Linked DNA regions of Homo sapiens: region 1 is linked to region 2. The links are chromatin loops, found by intact Hi-C in ENCODE. Cell type or tissue: adrenal gland. All regions are shown on one strand. Each heading gives the region's core, and the rest is flanking DNA. Links, peaks and the distances in the headings are about the cores only. Region 1 overlaps THBS1 (thrombospondin 1). Region 2 overlaps LOC105370777 (a long non-coding RNA gene).

Region 1 (6,515 bases), core at 557-3,056, 400 kb after region 2:
TGTGAGGTCCGCTGCAAGGGTGAGCATGGGCAGCAGCTCTGCCCAGCTGGTTGCCTGGCATCTGCAGCCTGCAGTTCAGTGGGTCATAGAGCAGGAAGGTTACCTACTAGAGAAACAAACAGAAGCAAAGTCCTGCAGGCTCAGCAACTTCTTTTAATGAAAAACAAACTCACCCTCTTCCCCAGCATTCTTTCCATGTGTCAGAGAAGCAGAGGTTTCTTGAACGGGCTTAGGAGAGTCTATGACAAGGGAGGGATTTGAAAGTTGATCTTAATTGTTGCCTGTGGTTCATCTTCTTACAGTCAATGGAGGCTGGGGTCCTTGGTCACCATGGGACATCTGTTCTGTCACCTGTGGAGGAGGGGTACAGAAACGTAGTCGTCTCTGCAACAACCCCACACCCCAGTTTGGAGGCAAGGACTGCGTTGGTGATGTAACAGAAAACCAGATCTGCAACAAGCAGGACTGTCCAATTGGTGAGCCACGCAGCCCAGGATGAAACGACCCAGGAGCTTTGCTCTTTTACTGAATGCTGCAGTCAGCATTCGAGGAGATTCCAGCTTGGTTAGTCCTGAGCGATTTGATTGCTCTAAGATGCAGGTGGACAACATAATCCCAACAAGTTATCGGTTCCCTATACCCTATAATATCTTACACTGTGTTAAGTGCCCAGCATGGCAGTATGGCAGCTTAGACCAACCATTTACTGTGACTGTCTCTCTCTCCTTGTCTCAGATGGATGCCTGTCCAATCCCTGCTTTGCCGGCGTGAAGTGTACTAGCTACCCTGATGGCAGCTGGAAATGTGGTGCTTGTCCCCCTGGTTACAGTGGAAATGGCATCCAGTGCACAGATGTTGATGAGGTGAGGAACTGATGGGGCTCCGAGTTTCTGGATCTAGGAAAGCAGCTAACCTGTGCAGTCGCTTCCTTATGGCAGTGACTTCTAAACATGATGCACGCTCTTATTTCCTCCATAGTGCAAAGAAGTGCCTGATGCCTGCTTCAACCACAATGGAGAGCACCGGTGTGAGAACACGGACCCCGGCTACAACTGCCTGCCCTGCCCCCCACGCTTCACCGGCTCACAGCCCTTCGGCCAGGGTGTCGAACATGCCACGGCCAACAAACAGGTACAGTCAACTAGACGAGTAAACCAGAGGACAGGAGAGCTGTCCTTGACCAAAATAACTGGGAGCGGGAGGAATGTAATTTCATACCCTTCACCAAAAAAAAAAGGGCGAGGAGATGAATGTACGGTCTAGTTTTAGAAACGTGATTAGAAAATCCATGGTAAATCCTGCAGGGGAAAAACAGTCTTCCATATTTAAAAATGCTGCTCTGGAATAAGTTGTGAGCAGATGGACTTGTAAACGCCTAGGTGCTGAGCAAATTCAAGAAAAATAAACATAAAGCAAAGTTTGCTTATAGCCTCAGGGAGAATGGGGAGGGACAGAGGTAACCCACACTCTTCCAAATGGAGCCTCTGTCTACTCAGAGATGACAGGGATCTGGATTCTTGTTTCCATGATATCTGAGGATTCTCAAAAGCTCTGTGTAACAGCAGCATGGTGTACCCTCAGGTGTGCAAGCCCCGTAACCCCTGCACGGATGGGACCCACGACTGCAACAAGAACGCCAAGTGCAACTACCTGGGCCACTATAGCGACCCCATGTACCGCTGCGAGTGCAAGCCTGGCTACGCTGGCAATGGCATCATCTGCGGGGAGGACACAGACCTGGATGGCTGGCCCAATGAGAACCTGGTGTGCGTGGCCAATGCGACTTACCACTGCAAAAAGGTAGAGCCAGGTCCTTTGTGTGCCTCCAGAAAGAGGGCCCATCACCTTATCAAAACACAGGCTAAGGAATTTTAAATACTTAAAGTTTGGACATGAAACTGAAAGATTAAATCTCCCAAAGGGAGAGGGGCACTAATTCCTATTAAAATTAAATCACTTGGTGCCAAAAACATGAACAGGGCTAGCTCTTTTTGGGCAACTGTGTTCCATAGTCAACTCTTCTGTCCAAAAAAAAGTTCAGTACTCTATCCAAATACCAGCAAAGCATGACTTGTGTTCACAACATCTATAAAGCCTAGAGCATTTACACAAATTCTGTATGTATATCCCCCAAGAAAAGTTTTATTTTCTTGTCTTCCCATAAAAAAAATATGCTGTTACTGAGCCAAATTCTGTTCTTTTTCTATTTGGAATTCCAGGTACACTCCCTCGTGCATGAGCTCAGCATGAGGAAGGCAACTGAAGCAGTGATATATATCTTCTCTTTCCTAGGATAATTGCCCCAACCTTCCCAACTCAGGGCAGGAAGACTATGACAAGGATGGAATTGGTGATGCCTGTGATGATGACGATGACAATGATAAAATTCCAGATGACAGGGTAAAAACAGTTTTCTATCCCTTTTTCATCTTTTCAGTTCAGCAACAGCCTGAAACACTTTGGGATTCAAGGAAATTACATGGCTATAGCAAAAAATATACCAAATCAATACACAGGATAATTAGAAATTATTCATTGTGTTCCAGTAGTTTAAGGATGTAGATGTTGCCAAGAGAATTTTTAAATGAGGGTTTTGTTTTTCATCAGAACTGTTTTTCTCTGTACTTGAGAAATTATAATGCATAAACAAATGCCACTTTGTTCCCTAGATTCATTTCAAATGTCACATCGAAATTACAGTAAAATTGACTTTGGGCACACTATGAACTGAGATGATGGGATTATATTCTACATCTCACTAACTTCTAACCCACAGGGATCCATTTTTTTAACTATGTCCTTTTAACTTTTGTAGTGATCGTTTTACACTGAGTGATCAATTAGCCTATCCACTAGGTAGAAAGTATTGCTGATTTTCACAGTTTTAGACATATTATGCACATGGTTTGAGGCTTGAGCTGTTTTCAAGGACAACATTGTTAAGTGCTCCATTTCTTCTCTTTGCAGGACAACTGTCCATTCCATTACAACCCAGCTCAGTATGACTATGACAGAGATGATGTGGGAGACCGCTGTGACAACTGTCCCTACAACCACAACCCAGATCAGGCAGACACAGACAACAATGGGGAAGGAGACGCCTGTGCTGCAGACATTGATGGAGACGGTAAGGTGCTGCCTGATCAGAGGGCCCGCGGGAGACAGGGACATGCACAGCTTTCCAAACGTACTTCTGTCTAGTCCTGGCTATTAGTATGCACTTTGGTGGAAACATCCAAGGCTGGAGAGCCCAGCTCTTATTTGTCCCTTGTTCTCTTCAGGTATCCTCAATGAACGGGACAACTGCCAGTACGTCTACAATGTGGACCAGAGAGACACTGATATGGATGGGGTTGGAGATCAGTGTGACAATTGCCCCTTGGAACACAATCCGGATCAGGTAGGTGGATGGACTCCTTTCAGAGTCTTTCAGTAAACTGTTGGAATATCCCTTTCATGGCCTTTGAAAAATGAGCTTAACAAAGTTCAAACACTTTCATTACTGTGGCTCCCTGGCTTCTCATAGCCAACTGGAATACGTTCATGTAAATAATTTGCCTGATGTGAGCTCCTTGCACAGAGTCTCACAGATCTTTAGCATGAAGATCTGGTAACTTCAGTCTTACCTTCTGTAAGAAGGGCTACTGGACTTGCTCAGCATCGTCTACCATTGTTAAGACAAATTATACAAAGCAGACATCTGTGACTGACAACTGTACAATAATATTAATCATATGTAATACTAAGAGATGGAAAAATAAATGTGCATAAGCAAAATAACCATTTTCATGGCTAATGATGTAATCTAGCTATAAGAAAATCATCAAACTAAGGATACATCCAAAACCAAAGTAATTTATCCCTGTCATAAACATTACCCAGACAGTATACAACACAGGGACCAGTGGTCTGTTTCCATCTTTTCAGGACTTTTCAGAGAAGTCGACGTGTCAACAGTTTTACAACTGAAACCTTCTAAGGAAATTCTCTGTTATAAAGTATCCAGAAAATTTCATTTAACATTAAGATGTAAACAGTTAACATTTCATTTCATCTTTAGTAATTAAATATCACTCTATTTGACCTTATTTAGAAAGTTTTATATGTAAAACATTTTTAAATTATCCCTTCTCAGATTTTTATACGAAAACAAAGATAAAGGAAAAAAACTTTTAAAATGTAATTGCTACTATTGCTATCTTTCTGCAGGAGTGTGTAAATAGACATGACACCCCACTGGCTGTATCAAACAATGGAGAATTTTCCCTGTGGTGGGGGCATAAGTTATCTTTAACATGAATGGTTTATACTGCAATTTACCCTCCATTTACATCTCTCTTTCAGCTGGACTCTGACTCAGACCGCATTGGAGATACCTGTGACAACAATCAGGATATTGATGAAGATGGCCACCAGAACAATCTGGACAACTGTCCCTATGTGCCCAATGCCAACCAGGCTGACCATGACAAAGATGGCAAGGGAGATGCCTGTGACCACGATGATGACAACGATGGCATTCCTGATGACAAGGACAACTGCAGACTCGTGCCCAATCCCGACCAGAAGGACTCTGACGGTGAGTCATGGGAGCCACTTTCTAAGACAGGGACTGCTGGCACAGCTGTGTAGATTGAAGAAATGAAACCAAGGCTCAAAGCATTTGACAGGATGAAGGGACCAAATGCCAACTTAGACAAGATAGTGACATTTCTGACACCAGTAATAATAATAGCACTTTAGAATTTTGCTGAACTCTTGCTTTTTTGACCTCAGGCGATGGTCGAGGTGATGCCTGCAAAGATGATTTTGACCATGACAGTGTGCCAGACATCGATGACATCTGTCCTGAGAATGTTGACATCAGTGAGACCGATTTCCGCCGATTCCAGATGATTCCTCTGGACCCCAAAGGGACATCCCAAAATGACCCTAACTGGGTTGTACGCCATCAGGGTAAAGAACTCGTCCAGACTGTCAACTGTGATCCTGGACTCGCTGTAGGTGAGTAGCGAGTTCTTAGATCCTAAGAGACTGATGCATACATGGGGAAAAACAAATATAAAACCTGGCAGTTGTACCTATCCCTGTGGGTGCTGAGGATGTCTAGGAACATGATGGAGAACCTTCTGAAGGCTGCAGGTTTTAACCTGGCTCTGGGCTCTTCTTCCAGGTTATGATGAGTTTAATGCTGTGGACTTCAGTGGCACCTTCTTCATCAACACCGAAAGGGACGATGACTATGCTGGATTTGTCTTTGGCTACCAGTCCAGCAGCCGCTTTTATGTTGTGATGTGGAAGCAAGTCACCCAGTCCTACTGGGACACCAACCCCACGAGGGCTCAGGGATACTCGGGCCTTTCTGTGAAAGTTGTAAACTCCACCACAGGGCCTGGCGAGCACCTGCGGAACGCCCTGTGGCACACAGGAAACACCCCTGGCCAGGTAAGAAGCAAAGCCCTGGAACAGAGAGAGAGCTTATGGGTGCCTGACTAGCACTGGGGATGCTGTGCTTTGACCAAGACTCTGACCAGGGAGTCTTAGAAAGTTCCCAGCATCACCAGCTGCAGCATTGAACTCTGCTTTGTAAAAACATAATAGTGTTGAAAAGGGAGCTTGACCAAGAATTGCCCTGCAAATCCTAAGGTGCCTTCAGCCTTTTCAAACAAAAAAACCTCCTTCCCTCCTCTCTGTCTGCTTTATATGTGTGCTCAGTGGCACACAACAAATATGAGAGGACTTGGAAAAATTCCCCATTGCAGCCCTCTAACTTAGATCAGCTCAGTACCTTTCAAGCATTGTTTCTGATGGAATGAAATAGAAATCTTTACCTGAAGGAGCTGTGTTTCAACCTTTCCTTTTCCTTTTCCTTCAGGTGCGCACCCTGTGGCATGACCCTCGTCACATAGGCTGGAAAGATTTCACCGCCTACAGATGGCGTCTCAGCCACAGGCCAAAGACGGGTTTCATTAGGTACGATCATACTGATTCACTTTCACTTACAGTCACACTGAGGGACAAAAAGACAAAAAGTATTAAATAGCATTGTCACTAAACAAGATTTTTTTTCCCTGCAGAGTGGTGATGTATGAAGGGAAGAAAATCATGGCTGACTCAGGACCCATCTATGATAAAACCTATGCTGGTGGTAGACTAGGGTTGTTTGTCTTCTCTCAAGAAATGGTGTTCTTCTCTGACCTGAAATACGAATGTAGAGGTAAGAGCAACATCACCATGAATGTACACTGGACATCTCTATTTCAGACTAATATCAAGGATGACGGTTATGGGGGAGTCCAGTGTAAAGACTGTTTTGGAGACAGGGTTATTTCTATTTTGCTTTTGAGGACACAAGGACAAAAATGGAATAATGCCTAGGCACTGTGGCTTATGAGTTCCTGAGTCCTTAGCTATAATATTAGTTTGCTTAGCAATCTCTGTGCTCCTCATACACAGTGCAAAGGTAAGCTGCAGAAAAGCTCCTATATAATTTGGACTTCATTAATAATACTGTT
Region 2 (17,531 bases), core at 8,292-10,791:
CGAAGCAGGGAAAGAAAGAGTATTTTTCTATTTCAATGGTTAAGGGCATAAAAACCATGCATTGGTCCCATATCAGTAGATAATCAATGGTAAAGCATAAGTATGCAGCCTTGGTGTAGAGAGTGGCACTTGCTACTCATTCTTATGTTTTCAGAGTCATCGTACTTGTCTTTATGTTTGAGCTTGTAGATGTGCTGCCATGAGGAATTAACGTTAGATTCTTGAGCACTTTCTTTCACCTATTTCTCAGTGTAGCTGCAACGCTCTGTTTACTGTGCTAGGTATGTCCTAGAAAGTCAAATGATTCAGTCAAACCAGCACCATCAGAGTCAGTGTGATCTTCCTAAGACACATCTGATCATAAAGCCCCAAACCTACAAATAAAGGGGAGGGGGCCTGCTGGCTAGCCTGGCATAGATCCCATAATCAGGGCCTTATTGACCTCTTTCATTGCATCTCCTTCACTTCCTCATTTGCCACAGGTTTCAGATACATGGATGTGTCTGCAAGATGCTAGATGCCTCCTGGAACACATTTGCCTGGTGGCAGGAGCCAAGTCCTGGCAGAAGTCAGGAAGCAGGTCTAACGGGCATCAGCGGAGAAACTAGGAATGCTAACCATTGTCTCTTTCTCTTTCAGAGCTGTCTCTCTTCATTTCCAAAATTAAAAGATTTTTACTTCCCCCCACCTCATTTATACATTTCGCTGGTCATTGTAGGCCTTCTCATGATATAAAAAACAATGACCATTACCTCATTGGTAAATAGGTAGATCAAAGTCTTTATGTATAGCTACGTATCTAATTTTTTTCCTTAATTATCTCAATACCAAAATCAAGACAAGTTGTGGGTTGGGTAGGCACAGGAGGATGGGAGTGGGCTTGCCTTCCAGGCAGCCTGACAAGCCTTGCCGAGGTCAGGTTGCTTTGCCATCAGAGTCCATCTTCTGACTTCAGGCATGTCAGGTCTTTGGCAGTCTCTCCTCTCTGGCTTCCCCTCAGTTAATCCCCTCCTGGCCAAGCTTGTCAGGTGGGCCCTATTTGGGTCCAAAGAAGCACTAAATAAATGTCGATTGAGGCAGCTTATCCTAATGATGGCAATTATGACAGTGATGTTTTTCTTTTAAGCCATAAAAGCACTAGATGTTACAGATGGAAGGGATTTTCAATAATTTTTTGGAGGAAGAAACTGAGCCCCTGAGAGGCAAAGTATATAGTTTGATTGCAAGTTCTCCCTAGTAGGAGAGGCCAGGAATCAACCAAAAGAGCAAGAAAAGAAGCCACTACAGTAATGAGCTTCGGCTGCCTGCACCTCTTCCAGCCACAAAGGAAAAAAAAATGAGAAAGCTGCCTCTATTCTACTTCTTTTCAAAGCTGCCCAACTGTTAATATTTTAGTAAGTAAGAAGCAGTGTCTAAATTCTCATTCAAGTTCTCCCATCCATTGAGTTAATAATCTAAATTATAAGAATATTTATTTTTCACAGGATTAAGTAAACTTTTACTTAATGTAAAAACATGGCTCATAAACATTTGTATTCTTCCCAAACTAATCCATATGCCAACATGCTTATCTTTCTTCCCTGGGGTAGGAAACCAGGAGACTTTATGAAAATATATGAATACAGGCACATGGGTATGTTTTTTCCATGTGGTAGCTCAAATATGGTTCTTCCACCTCAATCTCAAGCTCTCCAGACTGCAGACATCTTATCTACACATCAAACTAGCATTTATTTTACCAAGGGCATTGCTTCCCCTTTTCTATCCCTTATTTCAACAGACAGGAGAAGAATATCCAGATAAAGGTCTCCAGGCAAACACACTAGAGAACCTGTAAAAGACTCTGAGGATGTTTGACGCCTTGAGTCTCTACACTGATGCCATCATCTTACTTCCTAATCTCTGATCTTTTCCAGGACTCGGCTCCCTATGCCCAGTAAATATAAATTTTCAGAACTGTGATCACAGCCCTGGCTAAATAGTGCCCCTGGTCAAACCTTCGTAGGCAAAATGTTTTCTCCAGCTTTCTGCTAGTTCTTAGAAGCCAGTGTGAAGGAAAAGGGATGTCATGAAGCATCACTCTCCAAGCTGATCATCTATTCCATTGCCTTGAGAATTATGTAGAATAAAATCACTGTCTCCCTAAATGATAAAAGTCTAAGACTTTGTCCCAAAGTTGGGTGTTCTCTGAGGAATTGCTGGAGACACTATTGCCCCCTGTGGCTAGGTAAGCTTTCCAGACACAATCCAAGGGAAGGAAATGCCTTTGGTGAAGGAGGAGAGACTCCTACGTGGCATGGGGACCAGCAGCTGAGAGTGGTTGTATGGGTAATTCACACCAAAAGCACTCCAAATGCTACTTTCATCTAAATGGACTATAAGGGTTGTCATCAGGCCAGGGAGATGTAGATATTTCAAATCTGAATTTCACAGTATTAGCATTACATCAAGCCAAAAAGATTAAGAAAGTAAATGACTGTAATTTGTCTAAAGCAGAATGTTTGCTAAAACCAGGCAGGTCTCTAAAAAAAAAAAAAAAGAGACAGCAGTTGAAATTATTTTGTAAATGTTAATTGTATAATTTACATTAAACTCTTTCCTATGTATTATAGCCTTTGAGATATGCTATTTAGTCTTAAGAGAACTGGTTACCTCATTTGGAATGACTCAATACAAAGATCTTAAATATTTAACCCTGATCTTGGTATAAATGTAAAACAGCTGGTTTCTTTTTAAGAAATTTTGACTTTTATTAAGCAAAACAATTCTGAGAGTGCATTTTCTGACAAATTCATATGATTAACCTCAACATTCTGTTTACAATATATAATCACACAGGAAAAAATGCATAAAAGCAGGATAACTTACTTAATTCACAAATTCTTTGTTATTTCCCATAGAGTGTTATTTCCCAGAGTTTCACATCTGGAAAAGCTCATGCAATTAAACAGTATGTCCAAGAACAGATCATCTGAAGGAATTCCAAATATATGCTTTTTTTTTTTGGCATTGCATTGCTGGTTTTATCTAATGGAGAGCATTTGAACACAATAAGTCAAGGGAAAAATTTTTAAAAAGACTCTGTGTTATAGTGTCCTAGGACATGAAGGGACACCCTAAGTCTGCTGGGGGTTGTCCTGTGCCTCAAGGTAAGACTGTACCAAAACAATTCCAGAGAATTCACTGTCTTAAATATTTAGGAAAGGAGCTCTATGCTGCCATTGATCCTGTGTCCTCATTATTTATTTGCAGCCATGAAGGCTTCCTTTGTTCATAATCTATATCCTTCCTCTTAAGCCCATTTTTTTTCCTCTCTCTCTCTCTGAGAACAAGGCCACCAGACAAAGTCACAGCCCCAGCAGGCTCCTGCTGCTCTCCAAATTCTTACAACTGCACAATGGTCACTGCAGAGAAAACTCAACTCATTGCTGTGTGGGAGGTCAGAATTAAAATGGCAATAGTTGAGAAGGGAGGAGAAGAGTAAAAATAAAGAAGAAAATAGGCGTTCTTCAGCCACAGAAAACATTTTATGACAATGCTACAGCACAAAATTAGCTAACACATTGCAAGACTTGATTACATGACATTGGAGGAATTATTCCATTTGGCATTTTACTCCCAGCCTTTTCAAGAGAGCTGTATTAAAATCTGGCAGAGGGGAGGGGAGGGGCTGTGTCTGCTTTGCAGCAGGGATTAGAATGATGTATGACAGGAGTTTATGATGCTGCCTCTCAGGTTTTTCTGACCTCCCTATCTAAATAGGTTCCTGCCTTCCCCCACCATTGATATTAACCATCATAGCATTATGCTTATTTTCTGCTTAGCATTTATTACAATCTGTAATTAATTTTTTAAAAATCGGTTTGTTGTCCCATCTTCACACCAAAATATTGTTCCAGGAAGGCAATAACCCTACTTGTTAATCATTTTTATACCTGTATCACAGGCAGCACCTACATAAATAGGATAAAAGAATAAGTGTGTAAACAAATGCTATCCCCAGAACCCAGACCTCCTTGACTCCATTGCCTTAGAAGACTTTATTTCCTGCCCACCCATCCCTCTGTAGCAGGAGCCTCATGAATCATATTTGTCTGCATTGCCTTTATTAATGGATAACTATGGACAGAGTTCTCCTTGCAGTTCTCCTCTGTGTGAGCATAGCCAGCCAACACCCTACAGTTAAAGCTTGCAGTTGTTTGGTGTTTAACTTTGAGCACATCGATGGACTCAAGTTTCTATTTGCAAAGTCAGACCACAGAAATTAAGTTAATTGAGACATGATGGCAAAAGAATTTCCCTTTGGGGATGAGTTTATAAGCTTCTCCAGTCTTTTGGGATGATTGGCACATCTTTTCTGCCTAATCCTTTCCCCGTACAAAAATGAAGGAAAAATGATCTGCTATGGAAGAAAGAAACAAAGGACTGTGCAGACATTTGATTATCTTTTAAAGTGAGAGATGAACTAAAAACCATGTAATGGCCTCTTTAAGTGAATGGTAGAGAGGAAAAAAAGCTAAAGTTGAAACTAGCAAATCTTTTCTTCAGAAAAGCAAGCTGAAACTTTGGTTGAGTAAATAAAACCTGCTATAGCTTATATTAGAAAAGCACATAGGGAGAGTAACCAAAATAAAATTTGCATCTAAGAGTTATCCATTAGTTAGAGGTTTGTATTTATCATTTTCAGGCTTTGAGTTATATGGTGCTTGTGTATTTTCAAATCTTTATTTGCAAATTGCAGTGCATATGGTGTAGTGGGGAGAACAGTGGGCCTAGCACATAGAGGGGCCCCAAAAAATCTCAGGTAAAAGAATAAAAGTCAAGTAACAAGAAGATTGTCCAAGTATCACTTATGTATAACCTTGGAAAAATGATGTAACCTCTCAGAGCCTCAAAATCCCATTTTGTAAGATGCTGTCTGCCCAACTCAAGAGGGTTATATAAAACCCAAATGACATAATGCATATTAAAAATATATATATTATAAAGCCAAATTAAATGTGAAGTATAATAGTAATATTTTGTAACAGAATTATGAAACTCACTAAGTTCTTATTTAATAAATATCTATTATATATACTATATGTGATTTTTTGTTTTCCTGACTTTTGATATTCTGCAGTTTAAAAAGATGGATACACTTCACTGTAAAATTTTAAATGGAAAAAATGTTTTAAAAAATTGAAATTCCTTTACCTGATCCCCATTCCAAATACATTCTCAGAGACAAATCCAGTTGACAGTTTGATATATAATCTTACTGATCTCTTATAGCAGGTATGCCATATAAGTTGTATATATTATTTTTACAAAAATGCAATTACACTATACATATTGCTCTGCATTTCTCAGTAAACAATATCTGATAGATACCCTTTGATCTCAGCACATATAGATCTGCCTCATTGTTTTTAATGGCTTCATAATATTTCATAATGCCATTATTTCTCAATAATTCACAGCAGATGACTAACAGCAAAATTGATTGCATCATTTTAAATAGGTTAATGGTGTGGCTAAAGAATCATTACTTTTTCAACAGAAATGCCATTTTCATGATTGGCATTTCTAAATCCTTCAGCGTCAGAGAAGATTCTAGAACTTCTCATTTGTGGCTAGTTTCAGGGTAGAACAGCTCTTCTTCCTTGTGTCTCACCTGAATATCTGCTGTTCAGATATTGTAAGACTGTTTACAAAATATGATTTGGCAGAGTTTCCTGGATAATGTTTTGGGCAGAACAATCAGTCCTGGTTCCACCTGTTATGATGTTAGGAAAAAGTCATTAAACTTCTCAGTATTGTGCCTTTTTCTTCTTACACAACAGTGTTCCAGAGCTGCTCTTAACCCCTTCATGGGATTAGTGTGAGACTCAAGGAAGTCATGGAGGTGAAAGCCACTGGGCACCTAGAGAGATGCTACAAGGATCCAAGAGGCCATCTTGATTCCACAGTTAAGAATGCCTTGGGAGCTATTTGTCCCCATCCTCTCTCTGTGAGCGCACATTTAATCGCTTTGGAAACCCTATAAGACAGGCATTGGTATCTCCAGGTTTTGTAGATGAGAAAGTGAAGCTTCGGGAAATTAAGAAGACTACCTAAAACCCTATTCGTCTTAAATGGCAGTGGAGGGCTTTAATCCCGAATCTACCAGCTCCACATTCTGTGTTTATTCAACTAAGGAAACCAAGTCTCCAATGGTCACAGAATCAAGGTGGCTTTCATCTGGCAGTGGTTTCAGGTGAAGTTCCTGGAATCTTACTCTTGGCTGATGGCAGTGCTTCCTGTCCATGGCTTACATCGAGCCCAGAGTATATTTCTCAGTGTGAAATGTGTTCAGGGTCTTCAGGAGGAATAAGCTGGGTACTTACAAGTTTTTATCACATTATGGCCATTCTCATTCACATTAGAGTTAGGGTGGCCCAGCATATGAATTTGAGGGGTTCTGTGGAGCTTTCGTTTCTCAAGTGGGCTTTGCCAAGCACAATGAAGAGGGCAATGTCCTATTGCCAAAGTGTACCCTTCTGGGGCTACATAAGCCTGATGAAAAGTCATGAAGCAATGTGTGGAGCTGCATGGTGGAATGAGAGGCAGTGTTTTGCATTAATTGAGAAGAAGCTATTTCTTTAACTCCCCTCCAAAAACACCTGTCATTGAAGACATTTTCTAGGTTTCACAAGGCAAAGAGATTCCCTAGACATTTTCTAGGTTTCACAAGGCAAAGAGATTCCCGAGAGACAATCTGGTTGTTTGAGTGCCCACCACAGGCCTGTTAACAAGGGAAATAAAGGGTCTTCCTTGCCAGGCATGCTGATGCTGTGAGCTTCTTAACTGAGTCCAGTTGTTCTGTAAAATTCTGAGAAGGGTTGTGAAAAGGGTGATTACTCAGGTCTCACTTCCCTGAGGTGAGGAGGACACATACTGACAATAGCCCAAGAGGATTCTAGCACAAAAAATCCAAAAAGGGCAAGCAATGACCCTGGTTATTCCTGCTGATGACGCCTCACACAGAGGACTCACTCTGAGTAACAGCAATAAAATTGACAATAGAATTTTACTGTCACAATGTGAGAGTTGCCTTTATAGATCATTTTATTATTTGTTCATTTTCAGAAAAAATAGATTGGGCCAACTTCTGAAAACAATATTACTATTTTTCCTAGATGCACTCCAAATTTAGGGTTGCCAGGCTGTCAACTGACCTGCAGCCTTTGACACAGTGAGCATGGAGCAGTGGGACCCAGATTAGTGATGCCTGCTTGTGGCTGTCAGGGCCTGTCATCGTGGGTGGTTAGGCTTCCAAGCCTCCCAGGCAATCCGTGAGACATGGACTTACCTCAAACCACCCACGCTTGTCTGGCTCCTGCAGGTTGGCATGCTTTGACAGCCACTGGGTGCCTGGGCCACCAGGAAGTCCTGCTGCTGCTCTGCCACTGGCACTGCCTCTCCCCATCCTCATCTACATCCATAGAGATGGAAGTGATTTGCATGGGAATCCCACCCTGTTCATCCTCTAAATTCATGTGCATTCTCAGGAGCTAAACAAGCAAAGGACTGTGTTCTCACCTGTATCATTTGTTCATGTAACAAAGATGTTTAGAAGACTGTTGATTATCACCCCCTCCAGTCATCATTCTCACACTAATCCTAGCAGTTGGTGATCTGGAGAACGTTCTCAATCTTCTTGAGTTTTACATTTCCATCCTCGAAAGAGGAAAGTGCCTCACAATGTTGTTCTGAGGTTTATGTAATTCTCTGAAAGTGTTTATAAAGTTTAACAACATAAGTTGTTTTTTAGTGGTACTAACAACCAACTAGTATTGGATTTGCCCCATCCATCCAATATTGTATTTACACAAAGTAGAGATTTTACCAAAGAGAGTTATGCAAATCTCTGCTCTATTTGCTGTATCTTTGGGGAGATCTGGCTTTCAAAATATCAAAACAGGAGAATATTGCTTCCAACCACTGATTCCTCTGGCAGACTTTTCACCTAGAGGGAACGATCTGTCCAGATCAGTTTAAGCTGACTTGGAGCTTTTTCTCACCTTCTCTTAGATTCCATCTCTGTGAGAAAGAACCATTGATGGGCCAAGCTGTGTGTGCTCAGTTGAGAATGTTGATTCCCAATACTTACACTTCACCCCCATGAAACTCAACCCTCGGGGATATTCTCCCAATGTATCAGCGAACAATTCTGGATGGAATAAGTCAGCATGTTTTGGTCCTCTTTCTTTTAAACCTACCTTAATGATCTGAACCCTTTTTATGAGCTATCTACTTAACAGTCATGATAGTAGGTTAAAAATAATCTTAATGAAAAAGAAGATATTTTATTGTCACAATGTAAAATTTGCCTTTGTAAATCTTTATCTATTCATTTTCAGAAAGAATAGATTGGACCAATTTCTAAAGCCAAAAGTATTATTTTTCCTAGATGCATCCCAAATTTAATTGATGTAAATTGATATCCAACAATTTTATATGTTTAGCAACTTGGACAATTTTACAGAATGTCATTTAAAAGTGGAATTCTCTAGAAAAGCTCCAGTGGAAATGGCATGGTGTTTTATTATTTGATGACGCTATTTTTGTATATGATCCTATTCCCCGTTGTGCTTTGGATTCTGGTTGAGATTTCAGCGTTGATTTATCAACTTTCTGGTACCCTCTGCTCGACATGTTCTGTTTGCTCCTCTGGATCCACTGCCTCCCCTTCCCCGTTCTTCCTCTGCTCCTGGAGACAGATGGGTCTGTGTAAATAATATCAATGGCTCGCACTCCCTTTGGCTTCCAGTTCTCTTTGGGCAAATGGGAAGATGCAGCAGGAGATGAGAAAGAGGAAAGAGAGTGAATTCAGAGAATGTGTTTCCCCAGTCCTTCCCCGTGAGGTCACCTCCGGCTAGTTGTGCGTCTCAACAGAGACCTGTGGTCCTCTCAAGGCAGTGTGCTCTACAGGACTCTCTCTTCAGGGTTCCAGACCCCACCCTCCTCAGGCCTAGAAGTAATATCTCTTAAAGGTCTCCTACAATCCCACTTTTGTAAATAGTCTTCAAAATAAATGTTTCTTACATTACCCTATTTTGAATGAACCATCCATTCTAAGATTTTGATTGAAACAGACTCTCTCTCTAGTTCACATCTTTGTATTTTTTCTTTTATTCTGACTTAATCTTTCTCTTATAAATTCTCTCTTTTTCTTTTTTTTTTATTGTATTTTTTTTTTTTGTAGAGGTGGTGTCTTGCTCTGTTGCCCAGACTGGTCTCAAACCCCTGGCCTCAAGTGGTCCTCCTGCCTCAGTCTCCCAGAGCACTAGAATTATAGGCATGAGCCACTGTGTCTAGCCCCTTTTTATTTTTGAAATAACCTTATAAATATTTTGTTTTAGTCTTGCTTTTAGGGGAGGTGAGATATAAACAAGAAATAAAAAGAAATAAAATTTTATTTATTATTTGGGACTTAAGACACTTCGAATCTTTTGAAAGACAAGGTAGAGATGAGCACCTCAATTTAAAGATATTCAAGGACATCATCATTACCACCATCAACAAAAACCATGTAGTATTCTTTTAATATAATCTAAGCTCTGGAATAAGCAATTCATATCCACCATGGAGGCCTCAAAGTGATGTCATGAAGTAGGTGCTACTATTTCTCCATTTTACAGATGAAGACAGTGAGGCTTGGAGGGGTGAAGTAATTTATCCAAGGTCATACAATTAGCAGTAAGCCAGGAATTTAACAGAATTAAGTCAAACCTTTGTAGTACTGAGTTAGAAATAATCAGCTTTCTCTACTTTTCTTAGTATGAATTACAGCACTCTTGAAAACTAATCAGTAAAATAGATAGACATTCTAGAACAAACTGTCAAATCATTATCACTACTATAAGTTTAAACTCTTCTTACCAATCTTGATTATTTTCCTTTTTAAACCATCCTGAACCTTAATTAGAATTATAGCTCTTCCTGGTCTTTTATGCTTAGCCTTTTGACAACCCTTCCATCTGAGTGTCTCCAAGGGTCCTATCTCTAAGCTGTCTACTTTCATTCCTTTTTAGCTCCATTATTGGTGATCTATTTCCTCTGTTAGGCTCTTCAACCCTTTCAACTGACCATCTTCGGCAACTTTTTAAGACAGGTATTTTTCTGTTTCCTACCATCAGCAGCAACTAGAGGCAAAAAGAAACTTGCTTCTGAGAACATAGATGCTGATCAATCAGAAGCCAAAACAATTATTTAGCTTTATTCTTATTCCCCTTTTCATCAGCGTTCTCTCTTATGCTAATTTGAAATAGAGACTTTGACTTAATAGGAGGCCCATGGCAGCTGACCTATTGGAGGAATACCCTAACCAAGACTTCAGATCAAAACGCACTTCATGGTGGAATACAGTCAACCAAAGTTCTCACAAGGTTTTTGAACACCAATTTAAATGGCTTTCATTATAACCTTTTTAGGATGATGGATGTAACACTGAAATTTTGTCTTCTAACCATACAATTTCACCAGCAATATTCAAGAAGATTTTCCAGACATCTGTTTCTATTTTTCTCTTTATTTTTCTCAGATTCCCTCTAAGCTCATTGGCTGACCTTGACATCACAGCCAAGCCCTAAATGAAAGCATTTTATCACTCTCCATTTTTTTCCAAAGAAGGTCTTGAGATTTTATTTTCCAAGCAATAACAGATTCCATTCCTGAGACTTCTTATCATATCTTTAGCCACATCATAAATAACTCGAATTTTATATTGACAAAGAAAGTTCTATTGTACTTTTTTTTTTTAAGAAACATGGTTAACAAGCTGAATAGGACCCCTCATTACTTTATATAACATGGTCGGTATAACTTCTTTCTGAACTATGATGACAAGCAGAAAATGGGGCATATTTGTATTTAAAGTATAAATTAGTCAAAATTTGAGCTGAAATTATAGCAAAGGAATTGTCAAGTTTGAAATGCAGTCTGATGCCCTTGAAAATAATGAGAATATAATTAGAAAATAGTACATAAAATTCACGGGTCTCAGAAGATCAGCTACAGAAGGATCACGTCATCCTAGGCAGAGTGTCTCAAATGTGTCTTTCAAATTGTTGCCCCTGAAGAAGTTCAGTGATGTATCCAAGGTCACATACATGGATTTCTGCCTAAGTGAACCTTCTTCCTGTTTTCCTGGGCACCGTGTCTGAGAACTGACTGTCTGACTCATTCTTTTCTAAGCCCTAGAGGGACAAGGTTATGCAATTCTCCACAGGTATTTTGGCAGCTTCTTAGGATATTTGACTCAGGCCTCATCTCCACTCTTCTCTTAGGAGAGAATACGCACATTCTATAAGGGACATTAGACCACCAGAGAAGATGGTTACTCCCACAGCAGGATAACAGCCTTGTGGGATTAGAAGGCCACCATTCTATGATCCAGCTTCAGATGAAATTTATTGAGCACCTACTATGCATCAAGCACTGTGCAAGGTGCTCCAACAGAGACTATCTTTCTTGGCCCAGGAGGTTGACATACCTAACCTGATTCCACCACCAATTAGCACTGAGACCTTGGACCAAACTTTGAGTCTGTTTTCTTTCTATAAATCTGAAGAAAAGTTACCTGGCCTTCTTATCTCCTAGAACTGTTGTGTGGGTCAAATGAACTAATAAGTGGCAAAACACTTTCTTAAAATGTTATTGAAATATAATGTACATACAGAAAACCACATAAGTGTATAGGTGGATACATTTCACAAGCTAAACACACCAGTGTAATCAGTGCACAGTTCAAGACATGGAATGAACATTACCCCATGAGTCCCCATCTAGGAACAGCCCCTCAAAGGGTAACCACCATTCTGACTTCTAACAGGCTAGCTGTTTTGCCTGTTTTTCTACTGTACATAAATGGAGTCATATGCTATAAGCTTTTTGGTACATGGCATTTTTTGTTCGGAATTATGCTTGTGAATTTCATCCATGTTGCTGTGTACTTTTGTAAGTTCTTTGTTCTCATTGCTATGTAGATTCCATTGTACGAAGAGACATTTTATTTCCCACTCCATTGTTGATGGACACTTGGATAGTTTCTAGCTTTGGTCTGTTCACAATTATAAACATTCTAGGACACGCCTTTTGGTGAACATATGTATTCATTTCTATTGGGCATATCCTGGAAGTGGAATTCCTGGCTCCTAGGCTTCATGTATATTCAGCTTTGGGAGATGTTGCCAAATGACTTTCCAAATGGTTGCTCCAATTGACATGGCCAATAATAGAACCTGAGAAATACCAACATTAGGTATTTTTAGGATTTTTTTTTCATTTTAGGTAAGTAAATTATTTCTTAATATAATTAGATTACCACCATTTTGAATGACTCATCTCAGGGCTCATCATATTAACACAAATAAATATTTCATATATTTGTACTGTGTGTCTGAGGACATTTTATTATTCAATTGTGGTATATGCAGCATCTGGATCTACGAAAGTTAACCACAATTAGGGCCACTGGAATATAACATCCATATTTATGCTATTCTATAGAAATCGGACATCCCAAGCTTGGCTGAATTAAAATATGCATTAAAATATATATTTCTCAACTAGTCTTATGTCCTAGCAATGATTATTTTAAAAGTGTAATTTAACTAAATTAACTAGCAAGTCTGGTATCTCAAGGTAAAGACTTTTGGCTTGAAGAGCTTCTCTAGAAGGTAAGCTTTCAGTTCGGAGGAGCCTCAGAGACCCTTCAGCCTACTCTCTCATCCTATAGGTGAGTAAATTGGGGTCCCCCAAAAGAAAGGACTTACTCGTGACACCGGAGCTACTTAGTATCAGAGCCAAGACCAGAACCCAAATCCCCAGAGCCTCCCTTGACTTTTTATATCGTCCCTGCCTCAAACTGGCCAAGGTTTCTTAAATAGTTAAGGAATAGATGCTGCTACACAGTAAGTGACCACAGAGGAAACCTCATATGGACAGGACAGCGGAGAGAAAGGCCTAGGTGAATTCAGTGAAGACAGAGCAGCTATCGCAGTTGACTGTTCAGAGAGGCACTGGGGGAGAGCGGTGGTAGAATATTCTGTTGGTCCTTCCCCAGGCTGCCAGTGAGTGCAGACCGGAGACTAGACAGAAAGGTCTCAAAGAGCAGTCCTGGCCAGTCACAACCCTCCCCAGCCACACATTCCTTCTGAAAACTTCCTCTGAGGTCTTCTCCTTCCCACCACAGAGTTCTACCATTTGCCCAGATTACTCTTCCCACAACCTTCTCTCATGATGCTCCTGCCTTCACCCTGCTAATTCCTGCACATCCTTCAGATCTCAGTGTCTTCTCACTCCAGAGCATACATAATCATCACATCATTCCTCCCCATGCTTGGCACTTGTTAAGTCCTCAGTAAATAATGAGGAATGAATGAATGAATGAACATGCTATCCAGTGCAGTCCTTGTATAGTAATAGAGGCAGAAGTCCTTGCCCTGGTCAACTTACCATAGTTTCTTGTTCTTTGTCAGGGCACAGGAACAAAGGAGGGGGTTGTTGATATTGTTTCTTAAATAACTTAAAAACCATCCCCAAGTATTGATTCTAACCTACAAGCAGAGTTGAGAACCACTGCTTGGGGTAATTGTTATCATTTCTGGTTGTATGTGAGAATATTTATTATTTTTTTAAATAACCTTTATACAATCAAAAGGAAATTTTTGAGACTTTCAATTTTTAAGTAATTTGAGACTTATGTAACAGTTGCAAACAAAGATATATTTTTAATAAGAAGAATAAATGAGAATGGACCTCAAATTTTTAATTTTCTCAAAGCCTAGAGTGGTTTTGTTTCTCTGCTCTTCCCAACGTACTCCTGCCTACTACCACTACCCTCACCAGCAAAGACAAATTAAAAGGAGTGGGGGAGACAAAATGAAGCAAAACAAAACAAAAACCTTCCATTATAGTGTGGTAGAATGGCCAGAGAAGAAAGGAGACAGTACCAAGCTAAGAGGGAAAATATAAAAACAAGAGGATTAGATGACATCAATGCAGTGGTTTTGCTCAGAAGACAAGGAATGTTGGAATGTAGATAGCAAATTCCTGTCCTGAGGGACAAGTTTCAATTCTGTAACTGTTAGACATGAAAATACAATAGGGCTTAATCTTACCAAATATAGATCCACCCTGGCCAAGTACAGGTATGTACCTTTGTGTAGTCATTTATTTGCCCTTCCCCTGCCCACTGCTTTCCATTAGCACATAGTGAAAATCTTGCCCTGGAAAGAAAGGAGACTAAAGCAAAAAGTGAGTTAACACATTGGATTCTTCTGACATAGCTTAGACAGTTCCTCCATCATCAATCCCCTTAAGTCATATTCAGTGAGTGTTCTGCTGGCTGGAAGGAGTTAAGACATTTTCCTATTAATATCAGGTGGCAAATGATAGGCCAAGAACATCTGATAGTTTTTGCTACTCTGTAAAGTTGAGGTTTAGCATCCAAAAGTAGTTACTTTCCTTTCAATAGAGAGGGAGGAAGAGCAGAGTGAATAAAACAGGAGCTGGAGTCTTGCCCATGTAGTTCTATGAACCTGGACAAGTTGTTTCACCCCTCTGTGGCTCAGTGTACTCATCTACAAATAAGGGTTACAATAGTACCTACTTCAAGAGTTGCTAACGGGACTTAATGAGTTAATTAATACATGTCAAAAGCTTGGAATTGTGCCTGGCACATAACAAGGGCTCAAGATATGTTAGCTGTGATCATCATAGTTATACGCTTGGTTTAGCTATAAATTCTTATTTTGAAACTGCATTCGTTTCAGTGTAAGTGAAATATCAGGAAACAATTTGAGCATAATGTAAATGCCAAGTTTACTCTCTGCAATTTTATCTGCAAAAAGTATTAGATGAACCCAGGAAACTGCACTCAGCTGAATTGAGCTATGTGGGATCCACAAAATCCACACATTCACAAACCTGAGACGCCTACCAGCTAGTGTAGTTCACCATGTGTGTGATGGGCCACACCCATCCACAACCATCGTTATAACTTTTGATCGATTTCAGATAATCTCCTCACCATTTTGCAATAATTTATCAACCGCAACCCTTCAGATACCCACTTCCACAAACAAATTTCTATCTTTTTTTCTATGAGTGTTCATTGTCAACCTTCAGGGTTTGAGACACACTGTCAGGAAGAAGTCCTGGAAAGCGAGCACAGTAAACAGGAAAGACAGAACTTCTGTTGGTCCTCATTTCAAGATGGTGCCTGCATGTTTCAAAGGTCACCAAGCAGAACGCCAACCCACTGAAAATATTGCATAATGCATAAGGGCAGAACAGAAAATTAGGACCTAAGTGTTCAGTACCAAATATATTAGACTTTTTCTTTCCTTAAAGTATATTCAGACTGAGATTCCTAGAATTAAAACAGCTTTTAACCACAGAAGAGTTATTGTAACCTTAAATTTCTGGATAAAATTCAGAGTGAAATATGTGCAAAACAAAATTGAGATCATTCCTGAATAACCAAGTTAAGCCTTTTGAGGCACTGAAAGCAAAACCCTCTCTGTGTGTCTTTATCTCTCCCCCTCCCTTTCATACACACTCTTCAAACCAATACAAAAAAATTACTTAAAGAAAATATAGGCATGTAAATATATAAAATAAACTCTAAGTAAATCTAGAGTGTAGGAAATTTTGAGAGTACAAAAATAAGGAATGCACAAAATTTAAGCAAATTTCTACCCCCATTGCCCCTCCAAATGTAGTTTTACAATCTGCCTGCAAATGTTTATCAGTAAGAAGAGAATGCCTAATGGATCAGAAACCTGATAAAAACATATTCAAGTAGAAAAAATGTTTTCCTCTAACTAAATAGTACTGTATCCTAGGGATCAAACAAACAAACATAAAGATAGTACACAGCAGAGGCTAAATGCCGCCGCCCTGTTTGTTAGTTGATGACTTCCTGATCTCAGTTAAGAAAAGTCAGCTTGTGCTGCTATGGATCTTCTTAGAAGGTAGAAAGAAACTTAACCCCATGCAAAGCCCCATGAAATTCATTTGCAATTACCTAAAGCTCCCAATACCCTGAAGTCTTATAAGGAACACTACTTCATTTTCAATTTACAAACAAAATTATGCATTAAATTCCTGCCATCTGCCACATACTGTGCTTAAATGCCATGCTCACCATTACTGCCTGAGAACCACGGTGGTGGGAGCAGGAGGCAGCTCTGCTCTCCTGAATTCAGAGCTTGGACTTAGCCTTCATCAGAGCTGCTAGCACCACTGGAGAGCAGCGTTTTCATGAGCTCTGGGAACATCCAGGGCATGTTTAGAGAAGTGATCAAGACTCCTTCTTGGGGGGTACCCAGGAAGGTAGTCTCTGCCCTGAACTTGGCTCTTTTCTCAGAGCAGACTATGTGACATTTAATTTCTTCACTGAAAAGAAAGATGTGCTGTTTATAGGGCCAATATAACCACAGGAAATAGCAGAAATCCTGAATTTAGAAATGGTAAAATTCCTGAGAGTTGAAGGCTTATTGAAGACTGTGAAAGATCATCTCTGGAAACAGTAGATAGGAAGCCATGAATAAAGCCAGTATCAACCATTGTTATGGGGATGAAGCTACAGGACAGGTCTCACTGGCCTCAACTTAGACTTAGCTCCAGAGTCAGCTAATATCTTTCCCAGGAAGAGAAACTTGGACAAGATTCAGCATAAACATTATCCTGGACCTTGCTGGGCATTCTTCTCTTAACAGAGTTCATCTGAGCCTTCAAAGCATTCATATTGCTGGAAAGTTGCCATTGTAGCCTCCTGTAAGCCTTCTCATAATGAACCAGACAGCCATATGGAAGAGAGTGGATCATCAAGTTGGAGTGACAAGCACGGACTTCATCATCAAAGATCCACCTAGGCCTTTGCTCAGTGCTCTATCAAAATGTAGGATTTGGATACCAAAGTGCACCAAATGGCAAGGACTGGGGGTTCTGAATAATAGGTCTTGGTCTAGACAAGCCCAATGGAGCAGGCGTGGCCTCTACCATAAGCTCTCAACTTGGCTCAGACTTATAGACCTAACTTCACCCTGACATCTTCATCTTCCTTCTCCACCCTCTTCTTAACTCCAAACACAATGATAGCCTTCTCCTCTCCAACACTTAATGGTTTTTCTCATTTTAGTGCTAAAGGTCTTTGGACAGTTTCTGTCAAGTACTAGCCCTGCTTGTCTGCAGATCCAGAGAGCCTTAATTGACAGATTCAACTGTGCCTATTCCTGAACCAATTCTGATCAAGAAAGTGGTCCCACCAGTCAGTGCTGACAGGAATTAGTCTTTTGCTGTCAACTAATGGTTTCCAATTAGGGCAACTTTTTCCACCCAGAGATATTTGTCAATGTCTGGAGACATCTATGGTTGTCACAGCTGAGGGAATATTAATTAATAGCACCTAGTGGGTAAAGGTGAGGAATGTCATTAAATACCCTACAATGCAGAGGGTAACCCCCCACCAACAGAGTACTGTCCAGCCCCAGCTGTTC

Evidence for each region. A loop is a pair of places that touch in the nucleus more often than their neighbours do. Peaks named below come from ENCODE experiments on the same cell type or tissue, not always from the same donor. Only the 100,000 strongest peaks of a DNase experiment are listed, where the experiment ranks them.
Region 1: a loop joins it to region 2, with 4 times the contacts of the local background. A loop is called at or near these places in 84 of 110 quality-filtered maps.

The regions. Positions count from the first base shown.
Region 1 is chr15:39,588,224-39,594,738 of GRCh38, forward strand. THBS1 (thrombospondin 1) reads left to right here. Exons shown (of 22, transcript NM_003246.4): 10 at 303-476; 11 at 736-863; 12 at 979-1,131; 13 at 1,582-1,800; 14 at 2,293-2,400; 15 at 2,968-3,127; 16 at 3,282-3,400; 17 at 4,345-4,579; 18 at 4,777-5,004; 19 at 5,174-5,445; 20 at 5,876-5,973; 21 at 6,078-6,217. Among named protein-coding and RNA genes, the nearest start is that of THBS1-IT1, 5.4 kb to the left of the region's middle. RefSeq lists an enhancer at 5,176-6,375. In adrenal gland, for the core only: no CTCF peak of the experiment used is centred there; a DNase peak (open chromatin) is centred at 1,702.
Region 2 is chr15:39,177,901-39,195,431 of GRCh38, forward strand. All of the region lies in intron 1 of LOC105370777 (a long non-coding RNA gene), which reads right to left. LOC105370780 (a long non-coding RNA gene) reads left to right here. Exons shown (of 3, transcript XR_007064591.1): 3 at 1,917-2,129. Among named protein-coding and RNA genes, the nearest start is that of LINC02915, 64 kb to the right of the region's middle. In adrenal gland, for the core only: no CTCF peak of the experiment used is centred there; no DNase peak of the experiment used is centred there.